Regions from separate parts of the Mus musculus genome. Here regions 1 and 2 are each linked to region 3. Evidence: chromatin loops called from intact Hi-C (ENCODE). Cell type or tissue: left cerebral cortex. All regions are shown on one strand.

What was found. Peaks named below come from ENCODE experiments on the same cell type or tissue, not always from the same donor. Only the 100,000 strongest peaks of a DNase experiment are listed, where the experiment ranks them.
Region 1: a loop joins it to region 3, with 2.5 times the contacts of the local background. A loop is called at or near these places in 2 of 42 quality-filtered maps.
Region 2: it touches region 3 in a loop (4-fold over the local background); 3 of 42 quality-filtered maps call a loop at or near these places.

The regions. Positions count from the first base shown.
Region 1 is chr14:13,499,654-13,507,653 of GRCm38, forward strand. The region is part of intron 2 of Synpr (synaptoporin); the gene reads left to right. Among named protein-coding and RNA genes, the nearest start is that of Synpr, 50 kb to the left of the region's middle. In left cerebral cortex, no CTCF peak of the experiment used is centred here; a DNase peak (open chromatin) is centred at 3,154.
Region 2 is chr14:13,898,273-13,906,272 of GRCm38, forward strand. It overlaps Gm281, which reads right to left. Exons shown (of 15, transcript XM_011244864.1): 2 at 6,800-6,996; 3 at 1,237-1,408. It also overlaps the pseudogene Gm18576. Among named protein-coding and RNA genes, the nearest start is that of Gm281, 12 kb to the right of the region's middle. In left cerebral cortex, a CTCF peak has its summit at 3,722; a DNase peak (open chromatin) is centred at 3,721; H3K4me3 peaks cover 488 bases.
Region 3 is chr14:13,587,714-13,595,713 of GRCm38, forward strand. All of the region lies in intron 3 of Synpr (synaptoporin), which reads left to right. Among named protein-coding and RNA genes, the nearest start is that of Sntn, 79 kb to the right of the region's middle. In left cerebral cortex, no CTCF peak of the experiment used is centred here; DNase peaks (open chromatin) are centred at 532, 3,077, 4,018, 4,754 and 2 more places; H3K27ac peaks cover 2,343 bases.

The DNA of each region.
Region 1 (8,000 bases), 88 kb before region 3:
CTTTACTGGCTTGTTCCTTCTGGCTTGTTTAGTTCCCTTTCTTCCAGTACCCAGGAATGCCAACCTCAGGGGTAGCATGACCCCCAACCTTTTATTCCCTCCCACATCATTTGTCAACAAGAAAACACACCTTAGGCCTGTACAGAGGCCAATCTATAGGGCAAATGTTTTCTCAGCTAAAGTTTCCTTTTCCCAAATAACTGTAGTTTTTGTCAGGTTGACATAAAACTAAATAGAATCCCTTCATTCAAAATTTTAAAAATAAGGTCTAGTTTCCTTTACAATTTTATTCTTTCTAGAATAGGTGAGAACATGGGACTTTGAGATGCTTATAAAACACAAGGAAAGTTAGCTACAAGGTTCAATAAGTATCAGAGGAAGGCATCATCATACACATATCTGTATGCTGTATCACGTCTCTTGAAAATGTAGGCACTTGCCCCATGATGTCATGGTTCTGAGTCTCTTTTACCTTATCATTTGCAAAGGGAGATGATGTTCGAATTTTATGTCCTTCTAAAACTCACACAGTGAGGTAAAACTAGTGTCAGTTGAGCATAGAACTTGTCTTCGAAGCCTTTACCTTTGAGAGAATGAACTATGTTTTTCAGAGGCTGCTAGGTCAAATGTAGAGGAGACATGCATTCAGGATAATTGCTTGTGTTAATATGCACAGCTGCCAGATCTGAAATGTAAAGGCATCAGGACTGAGAAATCTCAAACAATGGAGAACATTCATATTCCAGGTACCTTTTCTAGAACACATTTAGGAACTCAGAGGTCCTCGACTTTAGTTTTATTCCCAGTTTGAGTCTCGGAGACTTCAAAACTGCATTATGAATGTCTGTTAAAATGGAAACACCACCATTCCACTGCAGATTCACCTCAGCAGCATCACTGTAGCATCCAATCTGGCATTTTAGCAAAACATGTGACAAAACACGTGACAAAACATGTGACTGTGTCTGAACACACAGGAGTAGAGAGTTGTTAACCTAAAGAGGAGGAGGTAGAGCTCCTGCTAGCCAAAGCCTCAGTTTCCCTTAATATTGATGGACTTGAAAACAGATGTTATACAAACATCTGACTTAGTATATTTAACATGACCAAACATATATAGAAGAATACCATGAGTAAGTAAGTGGACATTACTGTCTTTTATCATTCCAAAGTCACCTGTTATAGTATATATCACCTATCACTCTTAAAATGAAAAGGAACCTAAAAATTGACAGGAAACCAAATAGTAATTTAAATGTTATAGTAATAGGTAAACTACACGATTAACTTCTCACTCCCACCATCAGCCTTTGAACATGTTCCTTAACAAAATTGCCTTTTACCTATCAACTCATATCAACTTGAGGGTAAAGTCAAAGAGAGGAGATATGTGAATCCTTTTATTTTATGCAGGTGTGTATATACATATGCATGTGCATATACATATACATTATTAGTAATTACTGTGGTCATTGCTCTTTGATGTCACAGGAGGACCATAAGAGCCAGAGCATTTACTTTTACTTCCTTTTCATGGACTAATATTCAGACAAACTTTATTTGAAACCATATAACCAGTAAATCCTTGATGTCACAGAAAAGTTGTTTAGCATGGTATCTAATTCTTTTCTGATAATGTGGAATAGTGATAAGTCATCTTCATCACCATTATCATTGAGTAAGAGATATATGAATCATTTTACTTCCATGAGCTGTACAAAGCCATTACACATACCATAGCCTTTTGTACCAATGATGTCACCATGAGGTAGACAGTCTGAACTCTATTTGTGGTGTATGGAACTGATGCTCATGGGGAGGAACATCTTGCCAAATTCACAAAGTTACTAAGCACAGGAGCAAGCTTTGAACAGATGTGTTTCGCACATCCAGAGCATTCAAAGACCATATTATTGTTCACCAGTGCATTATGAAGAGATTCCATCAGCTGGTAAATGCCCCTGAATGCTTCCTTCATTGTTTCCAAGTTTACAGTCTGCTGTCCTCACCAGACAGGTGATGCATACCAGGAGGACTGAGTGGCTCAGAGCCACTATGTTCCCTGGGACTAAGAATTACTGGCATTTATTTTCTAATTGATTTCCTGGGTCAAACAAACTATGAGAAAAAAATAACTCTAGTATGGAGTATGGGGCGAACTGATTCCCCTTTCCCTTTTGTGACTGTTTGATATGGGATGGTGGAGCTCTGCTATGTTTCATTGTGAAAGATTCTATACCGAAGTCGGGAATGTTAATTAGAGGCTAGGTCTTCAGAAGTTATGTAAATGACTTCTACAATCATGTAAATGATTTCTAAAATCAAGTACTTTGCAAGATTTACTGCATAGTCTCTTTTCTCTAGCAAAGGCATGGATAGTGGAAAGAAACAGTCACAAGTTGAGAGGACCTCCAACTCAAATCCAGAAACATGAGAACCCTTGATTGCAGAGAACCTTTAGCTTGGCACTGAAATATGAGAGCACATTTCCAAGTACGGACTTGAATCCTCCTCCAAGCTGTGTTTGATAAGCTTTTGATCTTTAAAGCTTAGTGTTAAGGGCATACCAAAATCTCTACATGTGTATTTCATTTTAGTAAATGTAGAAGGGATTTCATTTCCTACTGTGTCTCTCACCATCTTCTATTTCATCCTCCAAAATAGTTACACCCTTTTGATTAGAAACAATAACATTTGTTTCTAATTCCTATTGCACAACAGTAAGAAATAGTAAAATAATCAGTGGCTTCCAGGAATGTGGAGTGGGTGGTACAATTGAATAAGCAGAACACACACACACACACACACACACACACACACACACACACACATACACACACACACACACACACACACATACACACACACACACACACACACACAGAGGTGTATAGAAACTGGAGGACAACCTCAGGTACCCTTACTCAGGTGGTCCCTCGTTATTTTTGATCATGATCTCTCTTTGACCTACAGCTCACCTATTAGCTAGGCTGGCTAACCATAGACCCCAGGGTGCTTGTTTCTGCTTGCCTCAACACTAGGATTACAAGCATGCATCACAATGCCCAGAATAAACCCCAGTGTGCCTGTATCTGCTTCCCCCAATGCCAGGATTGAAAGCCTGCGCCACAATGTCCAGCATTTTTAACGTGGGTTCCTCACGCTTGTGAATCTTGTACCTTACCAACTGAGTCATCATCTTGGCCCCCAGAAAGATTTTTAAGACAGTTGAAAATATGTTGTGTTGTGCCATATGGTGTACACGTATTTGATGTGCATTTGTCCAAGCAGACCAACTGCCAAAAATGAAGAGTAAACCCTAGTTTATAAGCTATGGACCCCATGTGATAAGGACATATGAATGCAGGTTTATCAGTTGCAACAGCTATACCACTTCAGTGGAGGGTGCTGAAAACAAAAGTAAGAGGCCTGCTTTGTGTGAATAAAGGAAAAACAGGCCATCTTTGAACACTTTTTTTTTTTTTTTACTGTGAACCTAACACCACCTAAAAATACTTGAACAAAGTCTTGGGATGAAGTAGAGTGTTGCAGCCTCCTGAGCACTTCTCAGAGGAAATCACCACAGTATCTCCACACTTCCTCTTTGTGCACTCAATTTATGAAAAGCAATTCCGTTATGATTATGATATTGCAAATTAATGTTTGCTTATTTACAAGTGTCTTTTCATATCCACACCTACCATATATATTGGCTCACAACTAAACAATAATTTATTTTTTCATAACTATACCATAATAAATTGAACCTGTTCCTTACCAATGCACGTTTGGGTTGTTTCCATTTTCCACTCTTACAAATAATGTTTCCAACAAGATTTTCTGTAATTTCACTTCTAAGGTGAAATTACAACATTTTTATAATTTTTGCTCCATTCGGCATTAAATCATAGTGTTTGTATGCCTGATAGAAAAATAAGAAACTGCATGTTTGCTTACATTGTTCTCAATAAAGAATCCTGTAGTATATTTGTTTGTTAACATGGATGGACACACTGTTATCTACTTATTAGGCATTTGTATTCCCAGCAAAAAAAATTTTTTGAAAAACAGTATGATCAAGTTTCTTTTTTTAAAAAATCGTGCGTGTGTGTAATATGAGTATATGTGCATAATTGCATGTGTTCATGTGAATGTATACATGCAAAAGTGTATGTGTGAAGGTCAGAGGACCTTAGGCATTGTTTCTTGCCTTCTTCCTTGAGTCAGACAGTGTCTTTTCTTCAGTGCTGTGTACCTCATGTAGTTGGCCTTTGATATTCCGGGAATTTATATGTCTGCCTCCCATCATGTTGTAGAAGTGCAGAAATTACAGACTTGACCTGCTTTATCTGACTTTATGTGTGTTCTTGGTATCTGTAGTCAGGAACTCATGCTTCCATTGAAAGCATTTTGCCCACTGAGCCATCTTCTCACCTCAATGTCAATGTTTTCTTAGTAGTCATACCTACTTTATCATTTATTCTCCAATGTACTCCTGTGAGATTTGTTAATTAAAACAAGCTTTCACTATGGTGCCAGCACTGCACTTGGAAATGTAGGCCTTGAGGATGAAGGGGGAATGAGCTCTCTTCACGGATATCATTCATTTAAAGAACAGATTGGGATGAAACTGAGACGCAGAGAAGTTACACTGTCAATCTAGGACTTACAGTAAGACTAACATAAAGCAGGGATTTGCATTAATGTTACCGCAATCACTACTTTATATGACCATCATAGAGAGCCACACCCAGATGATTAGTATAAGGTTCTGATGATCTTCTGTAATGACAAGGAAGTCTATAAAAAATTGCCCAAATTAACAAATTGTATTTACACAATATAAGGCAACATTTTAAGAAATTATAGATCAAATTAATTTACATTGTGGTATTCATCTTAACAGCATGCTTTAAGTCTTGGCATTGAAATGAGTTTAGGAATGTATAGATCTCTGTTTCCTCACAGCTAAATATGTGTTATGAAAGAATATGTCTTTGGGGTGCATTTCAAAACTTTAGTATTATTTATATCTAGATCTGCTATATTGCTTGCCAAAATGAGAATAGATTAGTTTCTTTGATCCTCACAGCAGTTGTCCAGGAAGAGTGACTGCCATAATAAAATACCATTAAATATGATTTTCTTTGTTGATGTAAAACAGTCTTAGGCTAATATGAACCCTTACAGTTCCAAATCTAAAATTATTATTCTGATTACCATAGTCTTTAGAGAGAGAATTCAGACCACTCGGGCAACTGTTCTATAAAGAATGATAAAGTTTAATGTTTGTATTATGCAGATAAAAATGCACAGCATCAATATTCCAAGTTGGAACAAAGACTGCCATAGACAAAAATGAATGTAAGAGCCTTACACTGGGCCGGATGAAATGAGAATGTGGTGGGGCGCCTTCTCAACTCAGATCACCATTGGTGCCAGATGACTATGCCTTTTGTAGTTTTAAAAATCACTTCAATTTCAACCAAATGCCTCTAGCCACATAAACAGTGTGTCTCTGCCTCTTTCTATAATACTTTCTGGAAAACAGATACCATCAGTGGTGAAGATAGGACACCCAGCTCTTCTTTCAACATCTTACTGTACAGTGGCAGGCCTCCTTGGATGCACGCTGACCTTTGAGCCCACATCCATTCGTTCACTTGGTCAAGAAACACTTGCCAAGTGTGGAATCCGAGTGGGAGAGGCTTGTCCTATGCTGCAGATCCAGCTCACGCTTGGTCCCACATTCGCATCTTGGAGACCTCATCCACTCTTTCTAATTAGATGTGAGGCTAGGCATTTGTCAATCGATGGCTTATAAATAACTTTTGGCACAAAAATAACCTCATCCACTCACTTACCAGGTGCTTTAGTGTGCTGTCCTGGGAGCTGTTCTCGGTGCTGAAGCTCCAGTATTGAAAAGAACAGACAGGGACCTTAGTATGCGTCTCATTGCAGTGAAGGGAAGTGGAAAGGGACAATAAACAAAGAAGCAAAAGACCTGGATTGTTGCCCTTGCAATAGATGCAATAAAGTTACATAGTGAGATGGAGGGAAATGGGGTTGGGAAAGACAGAGAGAAATGGAGGAGGGAGTCAAAGACTTGAGAGCTGAATGACAGGAATGATGAAGCATGACTGTGAAAAGTTCATGGAGACAGAACAGGAGGAAAAGGAAGGGAAGGGATGGAATGAAAAAGAAACTGAAAGGAAAATGTAGGGGCATGAACATACTGGGTAAGAGCAGTGAAAGCCATGCATTGATTGGGGCAGCATGGCCAGCAGCACAAGGTTCATAAACCTTGGAGGTGCTTCAGTTTTATTCTAGATGAAATGAATATTAGTGGCTTAAGTTAGCTGTTGTGTGAAATATATATTTTTCAGTGGGATATGCATATCAGTTAAACAGCTGCTTATAATTATTTAGGGAATGGGTAGAGATAGCTTAACTGGTTTTAGGATGCCAGAAGGGTAAGATTAGAAATATTTAGGATATATTTAGATGTCTGATCCAAAGACCTGTTTAGTGGAAAGGATCTATAGGTGGCAAGGCAGAGAAGGAAACAGGGTCTGTGTCTACAGCCTGGGTGATGCTGGAGGGAGAGTTGGTAGGGGAGCACTGGCTGGTTTTGCACTCATGGATGGGGGAATGACAGGATGTGTCAGATGCAATGATTTATTTTTTGCTTGCTATTTTTAATATTGAATGCCCTACTGAAAAAAAACTGTAATGTACAAGGTTCTATCCTTAGAAATCTTGCATCGAGAAGCTAGAGAGAGGGACGAAGCAGGCAGAAGGAAATGTGGTTTACTTAGTGGCTGTAGTCAGGCCCACAAATCCATGATGACCTCCACATGAAAAGCAGAGAGTGTGGATCAGAAAGGAAGCCAGTGCAAGAAGGAGCATGCCAGAGAAGCATGACTGGGTCAGAGGTTAATCCTTAGAGTGACCTCTGTGTTTGTTGCTTTACAGCTCTGTACAGTTATCTTTAAAAAAAATATGCTCTCTAGAAATAAATTGATTCTCTCTAACATGCTAGGCTAATTACAATAAATAAAATATGAAAGAAAAAGTCATTGTCTTCATGCTCACAGCTTGAGAAAAAACAAAGCTAATATTATAAATTGTTATGAAAACTCAAAATTGGTAAACTGGGGACATTAAAACACTGCTTACCACTGAGATAAAATTTTTTTTCTTTGGTAATGAGACAACAGATCAAACAAATAATTTAGCCATTGGAATATACACTCATTTTTTAAACTTTATTCTGTTTAAAAATTTTAACTTTCCCATAGTAATTGGCATCCTTAAAAGGTAGCTTTCAGCTTGGCTTCTTTCACTTAGCAATGCGCACTTAATGTTCAGGTGTGTATTTTTGTGGTGATTCACTTGTCTCCTCTTACCAATGGACACTATTCCATTGTAAGGGTGTTCTGCAGTTGCTAATTAACAGCTTTGTTATTTCTCAGTCTTGAGAACTACGTATGGCAACATTATAAATACTCATGTGCAGACCATAAAGCACATTTTCTGGTCCTTTGGGTTAACACCAAGGATTCAGTACCTGGTCATATTATAAGATTAGTCTTCTTCTTCCTTTTTTTTTTTTTTTTTTTTTTTAGAAACTATGTAACTGTATTCCAAAGTGGACAACACATTTTTATTTTGATTTTACATAAAAAAGAGTGGCTATTGCCATACATACTCACCAACTGGTGCTGGCTGGTTTAAAGGGTGCACAAATGACAATGATTGTTGTTTCCATTTGCATTTCCATAATGACATGTAAAGTTGAGCATTTTTATTATACTTGATTGCTACCCATAGATCTTCTTTGACGAAGAGTCTGTTAAGATCTTTGTTGAATTTTTATTAAGGTGTTTGTTCACTTCTCGGTGGAGTGGAAGAAGACTTCAGATACATGTATCTAATTTTTTTTTGAAATGTCTTTTGCAAACATTTGCTCTGAGTCTGCGCTTCCTTCTGTTCTCTTG
Region 2 (8,000 bases), 310 kb after region 3:
CCATCTTGCTTTTTGTTCCTTGTGTTTTATCACAGCAATAGTAACCCTAAGACACGCCTCAGGGTAAGACTGACATCTCAGTTGAATCGGTGATTTTGTTAGTCACTTTTCTTTTTGCTATGACTAAATTGCTGACAACAAGCTACATAAGGAGGATGGATTTGTTTGGGCTGATCATTTGATGGGACATAGTCTATTATGGAAAGAAAGGATGGGAACAGGATGCTCCATTGCCATGGATGTGTGCAAAGAGAACACTTCACCTCCTCACTTCGCCATTAACAGGAAACAGAGAGTGGTTGGGAAGTAAGCCTTAAGGCCCACCCTCAAGTGTTCTGCCTCCTCCAGCAAGGCTCCACCTCCCAAAGGTCCTTCATGACCTCCAAAACCAGTGCCACAAGCTGGGACCATTGCTGGAGCACATGACTCCCTGGGGAATCGTTCCCATCTAAGACATAGCAATGAAGGGTCTGAGGTTCACACAAAACAAGTAACTCAGTCCAGTTAGTAGCCATACCTACATCTGAACTATTTTGTTTTACCTGAACACTATGGATTTTTTCCACAAGTAAAAATTAGGTATTTGACTTCATAGAGTGAGAAAGAAAGTCAAGAGTGAGGCAAAAAGCCTCATCACAGGTCTTGGGAAGCTTCTAGTTTAACAACTAGACACATTTAAGAGATCGATTTTAGTACAGTGTGATAAAACAGATACATGGATCATTTTCAATATTAAGAAAATTACTTCAGTCTATTTTCTATACAGTGGGACTAAGGGAACAAAAGAACTTCCCCTCCAGTGCTGTGAATGTTAAATAAACAATCCACTTATAGGATGATGCCTATACATAATCAGGACCTATACATATCAGCTTGTGTGTGTGTGTGTGTGTGTGTGTGTGTGTGTGTGCGCGCGCGCGCGCGGGGGGGGCATGTATATGTCATAACATGTATGGTGTTCCAGGGACAACTTTCAGGAGTTAGTACTCTACTTTTACTGTAGGTTCCAGGGGTCACCACTCCAGTTATCGGGCTTGCATTACAAATCCGTTTAGCTGCTGAGCCATTATACAAGCCCAAGTTTGTTTAGTGTCAGTCTCCTTTAACCTTCTAGCCCGAACACCATGAAAACACATAAGACATAGAGCACAGGACCTACGTCTGTGTCCTCAGGACTTGCTTTCCCTCAAAACAGACCGTTGGTACTTGCTTTCCCTCAAAACAGACCGTTGGTACCTTGATTTTTCTGTGTAAGTGACCCAATGAAAACAGGAGGCTCATTCACATCTTCGATCTGGACAAAAATGGTCTGGGACGCTGTTGCCCCATGGTTGTCTTTGGCATATATTGTCAAGGAATAGAGCGCTACCACCTCAAAGTCCAGCTTGGGTACTCCAGTGATAATTATCTAAAATGTTAAAAAAAAAAAAAAGCACAATGATGGAGGACCAAATTGTTGACTTCATATATATATATAACAATCATAACAATCCTTCTGTCACAACATCTCAAGTTCTAGGATTACAACTGTGAGCCACCACACCTGACAATTTGGTTTTGTTTTGAGACATGTACTCCAAGCTTGTTCAAACTCATGATTCTACACCATCAGCTCTTAGTACTAGGATTAAAGGTATGTACTTCCACCGGGTGGTGGTGATGCACGCCTTTAGTCCCAGCACTACGGAGGCAGAGGTGGGCAGATTTCTGAGTTTGAGGACAGCCTGGTCTGCACAGTGAGTTCCAGGATAGCCAGGGCTACAGAGAAACCCTGTCTCGAAAAACCAAAAAAAAAAAAAAAAAAAAAAAAAAAAAAAAAAAAAGGTATGTACTTTCACATCTAGTGAGGATATCATTTTAATAGTGTGGCCACATTTATTGTGTCTTTAATATTTATAACATAGCTGAATACTGAATTATAAACATATTTATCATAGACAAATACTAAGTATCAACTATTTATTGTGGCCTACACAGCAAAATGGATCTTGACATATATTATTTCACAGAATCGTTTTGTCAGCTCAAGTGAGGTAATAAAGTTACCATTCATCTCATTTTTCAGGAAACAGAACAGAAATGCATTAAAGTAAGCCATTCCCTAGGTTTACAGTGCTCATAAGAGGAGGCGCACAGAGGAAAAGCAGCCTTGTCAGCTTAGTGCAGGAGCAGAAGCTAGAGTCTCAGCAGAATTTTTGCTAGCTGGGCTTAGAGTAGAAGCTGAACAGAGAATAAGTACAAGACAGTGTTAAATACCAGATTCACAATGGAAGCAAGTTTGAAGAGCTGGCAATGCCATGGCTTGGTTCTATTAAATACCTCCCTTGTCCTTCTAGAATATGTGCCCACAGTAGCTAGAGTGATCTTGTTAAAGCATTAGCAGATCATGTTTCTTTTCTACCATACTCTGCAGTTCCCATGTTTCTGATGCTTGCCATTTGACTTGGCAGTTCCTATGGCTTGTGCATGAGACTTTCTTCAACTAATAGCTTATGAGTAGATTTAAGTCTCTAAATGTACACATGGGCTCAAGCTTATATTCTGGTTTTCTTTTTGTTCTGATGGAATATGCTTCTACTAGTCACTGCTTTTAGAGGTTTGAGATTTGAGGGACACAAGAGCTAACCATAACCTGAAACTAAACCAGTCTAGGGCAGCTCAACTGTTAAAGATGTTATTGCACTGAATTGGGTCCTCTTTTGGGTCTCAGAGAGCCAATGCAGAAAGACCAGGTGAATGTCAAGCATGCAATAGCTTTGCAGTATGAGTACTTTGAGTCTTAAGGAACCCAGATATCTTATAAAGAGCAATGCGCCTATGTGAACTTCTCCCAGTAGGAGAATTAGCTTTATTAAAACTAGCAAGTAAGTAGCTCTTTCCAACAAATCTCCCAGATTCCACAGGCTCTCTCCTTTATCTCCATTGCAGTCAGATTTCTCACCACACTCCCTGTTCAAATCTGGTCTCCTCTTTTCAGGATCCTTCTTTCTACAGGACTTTTGCACATGACCTGAGATGTTTTCTCCCTCTTTTATTCAATTCCTGCCCAGTCTGCAGAATGCTTTTCAGATAAAGCTACTTCAGAGAATACTAAGTAGATCTTATGCCTTTGTTTGGACTCCCACCTGCCGGGAGCCTCCCAGCCCGAAGAGGGTAGTGGTGGAGTCACAAAGTAGGACTCTGGTGATGGCTTTAAAAGTCTGAGAGTCTCAGGGCTTTCTAGGTCTCTTACTGTACTGAAATGCTGATAATAATCTCTAAAAAAGTCCTAAAAACTTTCTTGCTTTGTCTGAAGGAAAAAAAAAAAAAAGTGACCTAACCTGTATCTTAACAGCAGAGGATTAAGCAATGTGGCCTTTGTTCTATCTCAGCAGGAACGGTGTGGCTTTAACTTTCAACCTGCTAGTTGGAAGTTGCAGGTAGAAAAAGGAACACTTGCGCTCGGCCTGCGTTCCGCTCTGGCCCGCGGCGGCCGCTAGCCAACCCTTCCCGGAGGTCTCAGCCCTGCCTACCGCCCGGCGTCGCGCGCCAGCTCGCTAGGGCATCCGGGCCCCCGCAGGCAGAAAAATATGGTTCAGGAGACTAACCAGACCCCAGTGCCCATGCTGTGTAGTTCAGGATGTGGCTTTTATGGGGTCCTAGGACAAATGGAACGTGTTCTTGTTTCCTACGAAGAACATCTTGAGAGACGAATAGTGGCAGAATGAGCCCAATGGGGACATCTAGTGGTTCCAACAGATTCTGCATCTGTACAGAGAGCAGATGCTAGTTTCAACAATTGTGAAGGTGCTGCTGGCAGCACATCTGAAAAATCAAGAAATGTGCCTGTGGCTGCCTTGCCTGTAACTCAACAAATGACAGAAATGAGCATTTCATGAGAGGACAAATTAACTATCCCGAAAACAGAGGTGTCAGAGTCAGTTGTCACTCAGCTCAGTCCATCAGTTTCTCAGCCCAGTTCTTCTCAAAGTGAAGAAAAAGCTCCTGAGTTGCCCAAACCAAAGAAGAACAGATGTTCTATTTGTAGAAAGAGAGATGGCCTTACAGGGGTTGACTGCCGATGTGGAAATTTGTTTTGTGGACTTCACCATTACTCTGACAAGCACAACTGGCCATATGATTATAAGCAGAAGCTGCAGCAAAAATCAGAAAAGAAAATCTAGTTGTTGTGGCTCAAAAAATCCAGAGAATATAAAATTACTACATGTGAAGAGACTGAAACTTTGTTTTTATTTTAATATATCGTAGGAAAACATTAAAGAGCAGATGCATGGCCATTTTCCTTTGATGTTCTCCAGAGTTTTGCTTTATACTTGTCTGTTATATAATTGATATTTTAGGATGTTTGGGTGTTTGTTACAGGCAGAATTGCCTCCCCTCAGTAAAATTGGACAAAAATATGCACAACAAATTGAAATACACATATACTAGGAACAAAATTTAGTTCCATGTGCCAAACTAAATGAATGAAATCTCTGCATGTTTGCAGCATATCTGCCTTTTGGGAATGTAATCAAGGTATAATCTTTGGCTAGTGTTATGTGCCTGTACTTAAAAAAGAAATAAAATTAAATTTAAAAAAAATTTCAAAATAAATAAATAAATAAAATGGTACACCAGAAAAGGACTGGCAGTCTACTACCATAGTCAAACTTCACCTTGATTTCAACATGACTTTTGGAAGGAGGAAGAAAGCTACAAAACTGGTATTTGGTACCATGTGTAAGCCTGGTTAAATTGGTCTTCTAAAAGCTGTCAATTAGGACATTCTGCGAAAGGTAACATCACAACTGGTTCTAAGTAAAACCATCAAGTCAACAACAGGGTGCCTGAGATAATCTTTGAAGGTTATTGTGCTGGCCTGCACCAGAAGATATCTGCATTCTCATTACTAAAATTGTAGCACAGAACTGCACTGGGATTTGTTTACAAGAAGAAATTAAACTCTGTTTGGTTTTCACATATAGCAGCTCTGTCAGTATACTCCACTGATGCTTGTCTGGTAATATCACTTCTGTGTTATAATGGAAGGTTTTTTTGTGATGTATGAAACTTGTGTTTTTTATATATAAATGAGTATAGTTAGATTAGTGTTGTGGTAATGCCTGTTTTCATCTGTAAATAGTTAAGTATGTACACAAGGCACTACTTCTGATTTATTGCAGTGTTCAGTCCTAGTTTATTTTTATTAAAACATTGAGTTTTGCTTCAATTTTATGTACCTTAGTTCTAAGTTAGATTTGCAGATGTGTACAGATAGTTCATATTTACGTATTGCACATAATCATGCTATTCAGCATTGATGCTATATTGTATTATGTAAATAATAATAGCAGTGTACAGAGGGGAAAAAAGAAAAGGGGACACTTAGAGAAGTGATTACAGAGTTTATTTCTGAGTGGTAAAAAGTTACCTATGAAAGCTATCTCAGGGGGAAAGCAGAAGCGGAAAGATCTTAAGTGGGGAATAGTAAACAAATTAGGGAAAGGAAAAATTCTTTTCTACCTGCTCCTCCATCTTCCTCTCCTCTCTTTGTCCTCAGTGCTTACACATCTTTCAGAAAACATGATCACATGTTACAAAGTTCATCACAAGTTCACACAAAAAATTAAATCATAAATCAAAATAGAAGTTTACAACAGAGAATGTTTCCATGCATATCCATTAGGAGTAATTATCTGGCTAAACATCCATCACCTGTCTCAGCTCCACAGGTTCACTAAAGGTTTAAAACCATAACTAAGTTATTAGTGAAGCTTTGTATAGATAAAGCTAGTCAATATTTTATCTTCTGTCCTAGCACCTATAATAAATTGTTATTTCCCTTTTTATGACTTTTGGTCAATTGTTTTACAACCTCTTGGAATGTGCTCTTATTAGGAAAAAGTCTGGTTACTATCTAAGAGCAATTAACTGGTGACACTTGGGAGACTGGCAGAGTTCTCATTGCAGTTTTGACTGTCAGAAAAGAACTAATAGCAGTCCCACTATAAAAGAGCTTAATAATCACAAATATAATTTTAGGAATTCTTATAGGATGGATCATCATTAAGACTTAAGAAGTCATTTATTTGTCTATATAGCATTACTACTAGACAGTACCTCTTCATAGATCTGCTCCAAAGGGGTGTGCTATTCTTAGGGATTGTTATATATGTTTAATAATAGCAGAAAAAGCATATTAATAGCAGGAATCTTTTCTAAAATGAATCCCTTACAGTCTTGTTGAATAAGGGCACACCTGCCACAGATTATATAATAATCTGAAGCAGGCCATTTCTGGATGATCACCTGGTAGTTATTTGCTTGTCTCATTATGGCTCCTGGCACCCACCTACCTATCTGAGAACTTGTAATTCCTTGCTCAGATCATATTTGCAATTTTATTCTGTGTGTATTTCCTTAATTAACAGGCATCCCCATATGTAAGTAAGTGCATTGAGAGTAAGGCATTACCTTGCATCTGATGAGACCCTCAATAGGTACCTGTAAAACTGCTGCTCCTTGTTATTCTTAAGGAATTTAAAAATGTCTGACACACCATAAAGTCTCACAGAATAAAAGGTTAAATTAATTAAAAGCATGCAAGAGGGCCAGGCATGTTAGTACATGCTATAATCTCTGCACTTTGAAGGCCAAGAAAAGACATCAGGAGTTCAAGGCCAACCTAAACTGCATAACACAAACCACACACACACACACACACACACACATCTAAACAAGCAATAAAATGTAAGACAGAAGATAGTCTCATTTAAATCTCTTGAGTTATGCTAATATTATCTGCCTCCATACTTACATCCCACACATGTGAGGATCTGTAGGACAGCACAAAAGGATGTGCTGTGGGGCTGGCATTGAGGATAACAGGATCTCCAACCAGAGAAGTGTGAGGTGAGAGAGACATGGTGACCGTGGCAGCCCGTGTATGATAAGAGGCATTTTCCAGGAGGGGGCCCGCATTCTCCACAACAAAATTTGGAGCAGCTTGAACACCTTAGTGAAAACACAAAACTAGACTTTACATTCCTACAAGGCTTCCCAAACCCTTTCATGTGTGAAGCCCCAGAGGAAAAGCACACTACCCGCTTAGTACCTTTTTTCTTGGAATTCTGAATAGTAAAATGATTGTTGAGGGTCTGAGACCTTTTGTTACAGGTGAGCTTGCAAAAAGTACTGCTAGTTCTGTTTTGCGCTGAAGAAAGTTAAAAGTATAGGAATGGCTTTATGTGACACAGCCATGCAATGGCAGAGCTAGAATTTTAATCCCAAATTTACCAGATTCATATCCATTATTCTTAAATGGTTGAAACTATTTTATGAATCAGAGTAAAAATGTTAGAATATCAAAAGTTCTCAGAATTTCAAATTTGGGAGATGCACCTATCTACAAAGTGATAGCTGTGGCTCTGAAGGTGACAGAGGGGAACTGATCAAGGGGACATTTTTGAATCTCACACTTTGACTCAGGTCCCCGTCTTCCCTCTTACTAGCCTTACAAACACTAGGCTAGCTACCCATGCTTTCTAAAGCTGGAAAGCAACTGCTGTCATTCCATTAGAAATGTCTTTGTCTGAACCTCATGGGCATCTGATCACCATTACTACAATGTAGATCATTGGCCATCATTCTCAATATATATTTCCTAGTCTAGTCACAGCAGTTGTAGATTTCATCTTACAAGTCACTATATATTTTGTTAGACACTGTGTGAAAGGCTGATAGAAATGGCTTTCCAAGTGACATTGTTTTCTATGAATATCATCTACCCTGCAGTATTGAGAAATTATCACTCAAAATCACAATGTGTTCAGAGCAAAGAGTCATTAAGCACCTCACAGAACTGGCCTTCTTTACTCCTCCTTTTCCCTCTTTCCTCGTTTTCTTTCCTAATTTCAACTGACTCTTGTCTTTAACTAAGGCAGAATCTGGCTAGAATCTCAGAACTTCTTAGAAATTGACAAGATTATGTTGGCACCCTAAAAACAAAACCCTTTGGC
Region 3 (8,000 bases):
TCTGAGTTTAAATCTTGGAGCCTACTTGGTGGAAGACAAAAAGGATTCTTTAAAGTTGTGCCCTATCTTCCATGTATGCATTGTGACATATGTAATTGTGTGTGTGCATTCACATCTTCATATCCATACACACACACACACACACACACACACACACACACACACACACACACACGCACACACAAATATATCAATAAATGAAATAAAGAATAGCAAAAGATTACTATAGTGGTATTCAGTGAGTGCTTGGGAAGTCTACCACGGGGCTGTCTCTTGCCTGGGATTCCAACATGCCAGACCAGAGCTGAGAGCTCACATGCCTTATTTCATCTACAGGTCCATGAAATCCTGTGAGTTATTATTCTCGTTTGAAAGAGGTCCAAGGTGAGAAACATCAGAGAAGCATCTGGTATGAACATGAAGGCAGACCTGTCAGATGCAGGGCACCTTACCCTCCTATCCTGAAGAAAGCAGCAGGGTGCAGCTGGGCCCAGGAACTTAAAACTGTTGCTGCATTTGGCATAGAGCATGAGAGCTTTGCCTTCAGCCCCATGATCCATGTAGATGAAAGAGTAGGTGTCTGGGGAGACATGAGTTATTTTCAGACAAGTTAGGATACCCATAGTGGGTGGCAGCAAACATTAGGGGTAAAGATCTGCAATGCAGATGGGGTCATGACTGGGTAAGAATCAAGAGGAAAGCTGCTAAGAGATGCTGCAATGCTAACCCAGAGTTTATGGACTTTAAAGAAGTCCTTTCAAAGAAAATTCTCAAAAACATAAAATGGTAACACCCCTGAATTGTCTATCTAAAATTTCAAAACATTTATGAGAATTAAAACTTCGTTTTTCTGAATCAAAGAGAAGGCCCCTCGTTTTTGCTTTTGTAAAATTTTGAAAAATCAAATAAAGCCCAAGATTTGATCTTGACTGAACTGACCATTCAACACCCTGACCCGCTTATAAAACCTTGTCATCCAATGAGGCAGGTCTCTAGGTCCACATGGTTTACTGATAGAGTCCACTGGTGTTTGTAATCCTGAGATCATAGTCTGTCAGGCAGGCCCATAATAATTGGAAGCACCATATATTCTCTTTGAATCCAGTGTTTTTCCCAACAGAAAGCCTTGTACTTACTTCTAAAGCAAATGAGTAAGCCATCATTTTTTATTACTTCTTCCCTGACTACAACTGCCATATTTCCTTAATATGGATTCTCATCATCTTGTGTTTAAGTCTTTAACTTTTCTACATTAGCAAGTCCACTGAGTTATCTCCCATTGTGGAATCCTTGTGTCTCCTAGTCCTTCTGTTTTGAGGACCCAGAGATGATCACATGATTGTTCCTTTTTTCTTTCTACTTGTGTATAGTAAGTGTGTGGTATATGTGCATGTATGTGTATTCCATTCATATATGTGTGGGTACATGTGCCCATGTGGGAGTAAAGGGGTGTAAGTATATGGATGTGAAGACCAGAGGGTACCATTAGGTGTCTTTCTCCATTTTAATTGCAAATAAAAATCACTTGTTGAACTTTGAATCCACCAGGGACAGGAATATTTGTCCCTGGTATCTGAGCTTTTACTTCACCTTGCTCACTGTCTATCTCCTCCGTGACAATTATATTCCCTAATAGCATTAACATGTTCATAGTTTTGCCTCTTGCTATATTAAAAACACACTTATCAACAGACTGAGACAAGAGGATCACAGGCTCACAGCCTCTCTGGGCTACAGAGTGAACTCAAGGTCACCCTGGAGCAACTTGAGAGTACCCTGAGACCTGGTCTCAAAATGAAAAATGTCAAAAGGGCTAGAGACCTAACTCAGTGTTTGGAGTTCACCTAACATGCATGAAGCGTGGGGCTCAATTCCCAAGGGAAGGTAATATCATTTATATTATGTGTTATATTAAGAACAATTTGGTATTGCTCTTATGAATGCCAAGCATTAGGGGAATTGTTTCATTTTCCAAAGCACTAAAATGAATTATGAATTTTCCATTTGGACAGTCTTCTCATTCATGTTTATAAATAGTTATTATATGACCCAGTTGAGCTAGAACCTCCCTAATGGCTATGGTAAAATTAATCCTCAGAGCCATTTCAAATTGAGAAGCAAAAATGTTGGTGAGTATTTGAATAAGAAGACATTTGTTTCAAGGGAGCAGAGGTTGAGAACCCTTACTTTGAAATCATTGGGAGAGGCAGAGGTGGAGGTCAGCACCAAAAAGCAACTGAACAGCAATCCTCCTAGCTGTTCCAACCCAGCCATATGACAGAACGACTCAATGCACATTAGCCATATGGCCATTCAAAGCATTTAGCAAAAAGACAAAGAAAAAAGAATAAGGTATTAAAAGATATTTTTAAAAATTTCTGCCTGCACAAATACAGTATGTTTGCTCAGTTCTTATTCTCATGATGAAACTAATTCCCTGAACTGAAGAAATTCCATCCATGCTGGGGGATATTTATTTCTTACTCTACATGGTCCCAAACACAAGCTAACAACTTCAAGCATACACAAAAGCAAGGGTAGTGCTCACTAGAGCAGACATGATGGGCTCACTGAAAGATTTGTTTTGTTTGTTTGCTTGCTTGTTTGTTGACTTGACAACTTTCTCATTTCAAACAGATTTTAGGATCTATCCCAACTCTTGTGTGATTCAACCCTTCTCTATTTCCAACATATTTCTGGACATTGGCTTTGCATGTGCTTTTGTTTCTATTTAAGTTAAACAACAGTCCTTGACAGGTACCATAATTCAGCCTTCATACTGTCCAAAGATCATCAAGTTAACATTTTGTGTAAATATGTTTCCCTATTCCTACTTCCCAGGAAGATTAATGTTGTTCACATGAACTGAATGGAAGTGTTTTGGAGGTATAAAGTCACAGTCCCCCACCTACCTTCTAAAACAGGCTCACAGCTTTTCTCTGTGCTCCAAAAATCACTCTCTATCTCAACTTTATGTGTAGTGAAAAGATCTTAAACTGGAATGATATAACTGTCATCTACCAAGCCATTTCACAAACTGCAAAGTTACTGTCCTTTAGCTGATTTCTGAAAATTCATGTGGGAACAGGCTCTTCTTCATGACTAAGAATATATTTCATAGAACCTTAACTTTTTTAGCAACCAACTTCTTCCTCTCACCAGCAGAACACAATATGGCATATGAGGGCTCATCATCACAAATTTTAATATACCATATATCAGATGATGACCCTACAGCATAACTCCTCATGCAGAGCATAATAATGTTCAGTTTGGTTAAGTACACATGATTGGACTTCTGTTTGATAATGTTACTCCCAATAGCCTAATATTTGCCTTCATGGATTTCATCAAGGAGCAAATTGGGGAGGAAAAGTGAGGAAAAAGTAGCACATATGTATGTTTTCTTTATTTTTGTAGAATTTTACTCTCTTCATACCACTTGAAAGTAACTCTGGGAAAGGGCAAAGGTGAGTATGTAAATACACCTGAGATGATCCTAAGAAGGGAAAATCTTAATAAACTCTTAATGGTGAAGACACAGGCTCTGGAGTCAGACTAGTCACATCTTAGTTTTTCTACTTGCTAGCCTGGTGATCTCTTTATTCTTTGTATCTTCAGCTGCACATCAATAATAGTCCTGCTAACATCTACTGAGAATTAGATGAGATTATTTCATGCAAATACTTATCACAGTGCCCAGTATATAGAAACAAATCTGATGGATGTTGGAAGAAAGGAAGGAAGGAACGGAGGGAGGGAGGGAGGGAGGGAGGGAGGGAGGGAGGGAGGGAGGAAGGGAGGGAGGGAAGTGGCAGCTATCTTAAAACTGAACTGGCAAAATGAACAAACATATCTGAAAGTGAGGCAGAAAAGTATAAAAATAGTGTGGTATGTTCTTTCATAGTGGGTGATCCTAGCCATAATGTAGGCTGGAAAGTTGGCATGGAGGAAGTCTCCTCATAGGCTAGACATGCTTCTCAGAGTTCATATGTGCGCAGCAGCACATACAGAGCTTGGAAGCACGTTAGAAATTCTGGCTCTCAGACTCTGTTCTGTTCCTTCCAAATCAGAATCTGCTTTACAGTGAGATGTCTGTTAGCATTATGGTACATGAAGTCCAGAAGATTTTCACTAGGGTGTGTGTGTGTGTGTGTGTGCTGTGTGTAAGCATGGAAGCTGGAGGTCAATGTTGGTTGTCCTTCTCACACTCTATCTTTAATACAAGGTCCTTACTGAACCTCCAGCGCATCCACTTGTGAGCTCAGCAGCCAGTGAGCAGCAGGGATCCTCCCATCTCTGGATCCTCCTGGCTGAGGTTACAGCTGCAAGCCACCACTGCCAGCTTTGTATATGGGTGATGGCCATCCAAACTCAGAACCTCCTGCTTGAACAGCAAGCATCATGCTGGCTGAGCCGTTTTTTGCAGACATCCTAGGATACATTTGCTTCTGAAAACTTTCTACTCATATCTTCTGATACTCATAGGAAAAAAATCTAGAGATATGGAAGTCTGTCTACATCTTTAAAAATTCTCACCGCAATTGTAAAAGAAAACCCAAAACCTAGAAATGTAAAACTGGAATGTGAATCGAAAGTATGATGTAACTGACAAAGCACGGTACAAACAGCTAAATAAAGCATGAGACATAAGTTATGATTCAATTAATATTTATGTCTAGACAGGGGATACTCCAAAATATTTACTTCACAAGATTGAAATAACAACCCAAGGAAGCATATGATCACTTTCTCTGGGAAGTTTGGAGCTGACATCACTGCTTCAAGCTTACAAAAAGCATCATGATCACAATGAATGAGCTCCATTGGTACAGTGCTTGCCTAGCAGGAAGGAAACCCTGGTTTACTGGATAGAAAGGGTGAAGCCTTTAATCCCAGCACTCAGGAGGTGGAGGCAGGAGGATCAGCTATTCAAGGTCATCCTCTACTACACAGTGAATTCAAGGCCAGCCTTAGTGATATGCCCCTCCCAAACAATTTCACTTCAAGTTAGCATGAGCCTCTGGGAAGGTGAGTTTTCACTGTCAACATGAAGCAATCTAAAACCATCAGGGAAGAGTCTAAATAGATAGTTTGAGATCAGGTCAGTCTTTGGGAATGTCTGTGGGAAATTATCTTAATTCCATTAACTGAGATGTGGATATAAACTCGAAATATGGGTGACACCATGTCATGGCTAGAACTTTAGCTGAATGGAAAGGAGAGTCAGCAGAGCAAAGCCATGCACAGGTTCATTCTCTCTCTGTTCCCAACTAAAGATGCCACGTGCTGCTTTATTTCTGGCTGCCTTGAGTCCCCCACAATGATGGACCATAACCTAGAATGGTTAAATAAAGTAAAACCCTCACACATGAACTGCCAGCTTGATAATGCCATGGCAATTTAGTCACATACTTAAAAATGAAACTAATGGAGTTTCCATGTTTATTCTCTTACACACACACACAAACACGCTCATGCGAGGGGGCCAGACAGACACATACACACAGAGAGAAACAAATGGAGACATAACACATGAAGAGAGAGAACACTTAATCCACATCTGTTCATTCTTTCATGTTCAACCGCCTTCTAGTGTTAGGTACCTGCTCAAAATTTGCCTACCAGAGACACAGAATTTTTAAAGGATGATCTTGTAGAAAACAAGAAGCAAGAACAGAAAGGAGAACAGATGGTGAAAGTAAGAGCCTCTGTAATTTATTCAGAAGCCTTATCACATGATTTTCATAGGGCGATCCTTTCCTTTCTACCTTTCTAAGACAAGGTCTTAATTTTCCACTGTTTCACTACATGTGCCTGAACAGTGTTAGTGTAAGACCACAGCCCAAGTCTATCTCCTGCTTCGCATCTAACAGTAAAGTTGTCTTGAAGCCAGAAATCATCTTGCTGAGTAATGGCTTCTAATTTGTAATTCCAATGCAATGTTTTCCCCACTTTCAGTTCACATGATAAGGAGGGAAGGATACTGCTGAAGTTAGATAGAATTTAAGCTCTGTCTGATAAAGCACAGAATAATTTCCTCCTTGGTATTTTTAAAGTTCTTCATTTGAACCATCTGTTGCAGGCTGACAGATGGGTTGATATTTGACAGAGTAATGGGTCTTCAATTCTAGAAAGGCATAGGGAAGGCTTGAAAAATAGCTCTTTTCAAGAACCTGTGTGTGAATGCTACTTGCTCATTTGAAAAAGGGCAAAGCTGGTTGGAAGAAAGTGTGAGATAGAATCATAACCATTCCCCTAAATGGAAAGGTTTCACCATTTCCAAAGGTCAAATACAGTAAAATATGCCTACTCCAGAACCATACAAAACTTATCATGACTAATCACTCAAAGGGATGGGCATGAAGGGGACATTTGCATAGAGACATTGCATAGAGATAGATAATAAAATCAAGGACCAAAAAAACCCTCCCATTCCCATACCCCAGCCTTGCACTCTCTTTTTGTTCAGGCAGCATGATGACTGAGAACACACATACTCTCTGCTAGGTTGTATGACCGGGCACCCATTCAGTGTACCAGTGACTCATTCCTCTGGGTGGAGCACCTTCAAATGGCCTGTCTTGACATAGCTACATCAGGTTTATTGTGTATTTTGGCGAAATGAAGGGTTAACCCTCCTCCCGCATTACAAACATTAAGATGCCTACAAAACACCCAATTCAACACCTTAAGTTGAGTTGTCAAAGTTCAAGCAATATTTATTTAATCTCAGAAACATGATTATACTTTTAAAAGGATAGCAAAATATAAATCAAGACGAGAATCATTTCAGCTGTATTCTTGCCCAGTGTCGTTGAGCAAGAACATATATATCCTATCCTCTGAAAAAATATCATCCTTACCATCATCTTTGCAACACTTCCATTATCCTAGTCTCCATAACATATATATATATTACATCTTAGTCCATATAAAAATGAATGAACTCCTGATCAGTCACAGACGTGGATACTGAAGTGTGGCAAGTTTTCTGTGTGGGTAAATTACTTTTCTTCAGTGCTGGCCATCCTTGACCACCCTCTGTAGTCCACCTGAGATGCCAGTGGTGTCAAATAACAAACTAGTGCAATACTTGAATTATTATTCCAAGGAGCATGTGATGAGCTGAGTCTGTCTCCACAATTCCTTCCCACTCTATTATTATATAATTTTGGATGCTGAGGCTGTGTAGATTTTCTGGTTTGCTTTTTTGTTTTTTCATTTTGTTTTGTTTTGGTTTTGGTTTATAAAGAAAGGCCAGGCTTGGTGGCGCACGCCTTTAATCCCAGCACTCAGCAGGCAGAGGCAGGCAGATTTCTGAGTTCGAGGCCAGCCTGGTCTACAAAGTGAGTTCCAGGACAGCCAGGACTTTACAGAGAAACCCTGTCTCAAAAAACAAAAAACAAAAACAAAAACAAAAACAAACAAACAAAAAGGTTTATAAAGAAGAGATTATGGCAAAAGGACAGACAAGGTTTAGAGGAAAGCTATCTCAATTGGGAAGAGGACAAGTGAAAAGTCAGGCAATTCTCAATAAAAATTTCTCAGTGTAGCTTATTTGTGGTCACTTTCCATAGAACTTGACAATTTTCAAACATAGGTTAGTGGTAGGGGTGGTGCAACTTGAAGGGGATTGCAACCCCATAGGGAGAGCAACAATATCAACCAACCAGACCCCTAAGAGCTCTCAGAGACTAAGCCATCAACAAAGGAGTACACATGGCTCCAGCTGCATATGTAGCAGAGGATGGCCTTGTCATGCATCAATGGAAGGAGAGGTCCTTGGTCCTATGAAGGCTCGATAGATGCCCTAGTGTAGGGGAATGGAGGGTGGGGAGGTGGGAATGGTTGGGTGGGTGGAAAATCAACCTCATAGAAGCAAGGGGAGGGAGGATGTGATAAGGTGTTTCCAGAAGGGAGGGAAACTGGGAAAGGGGATAACATTTGAAATGTAAATAAAGAACATATCCAATTAAAAAAATGTTGAAATAAATAAG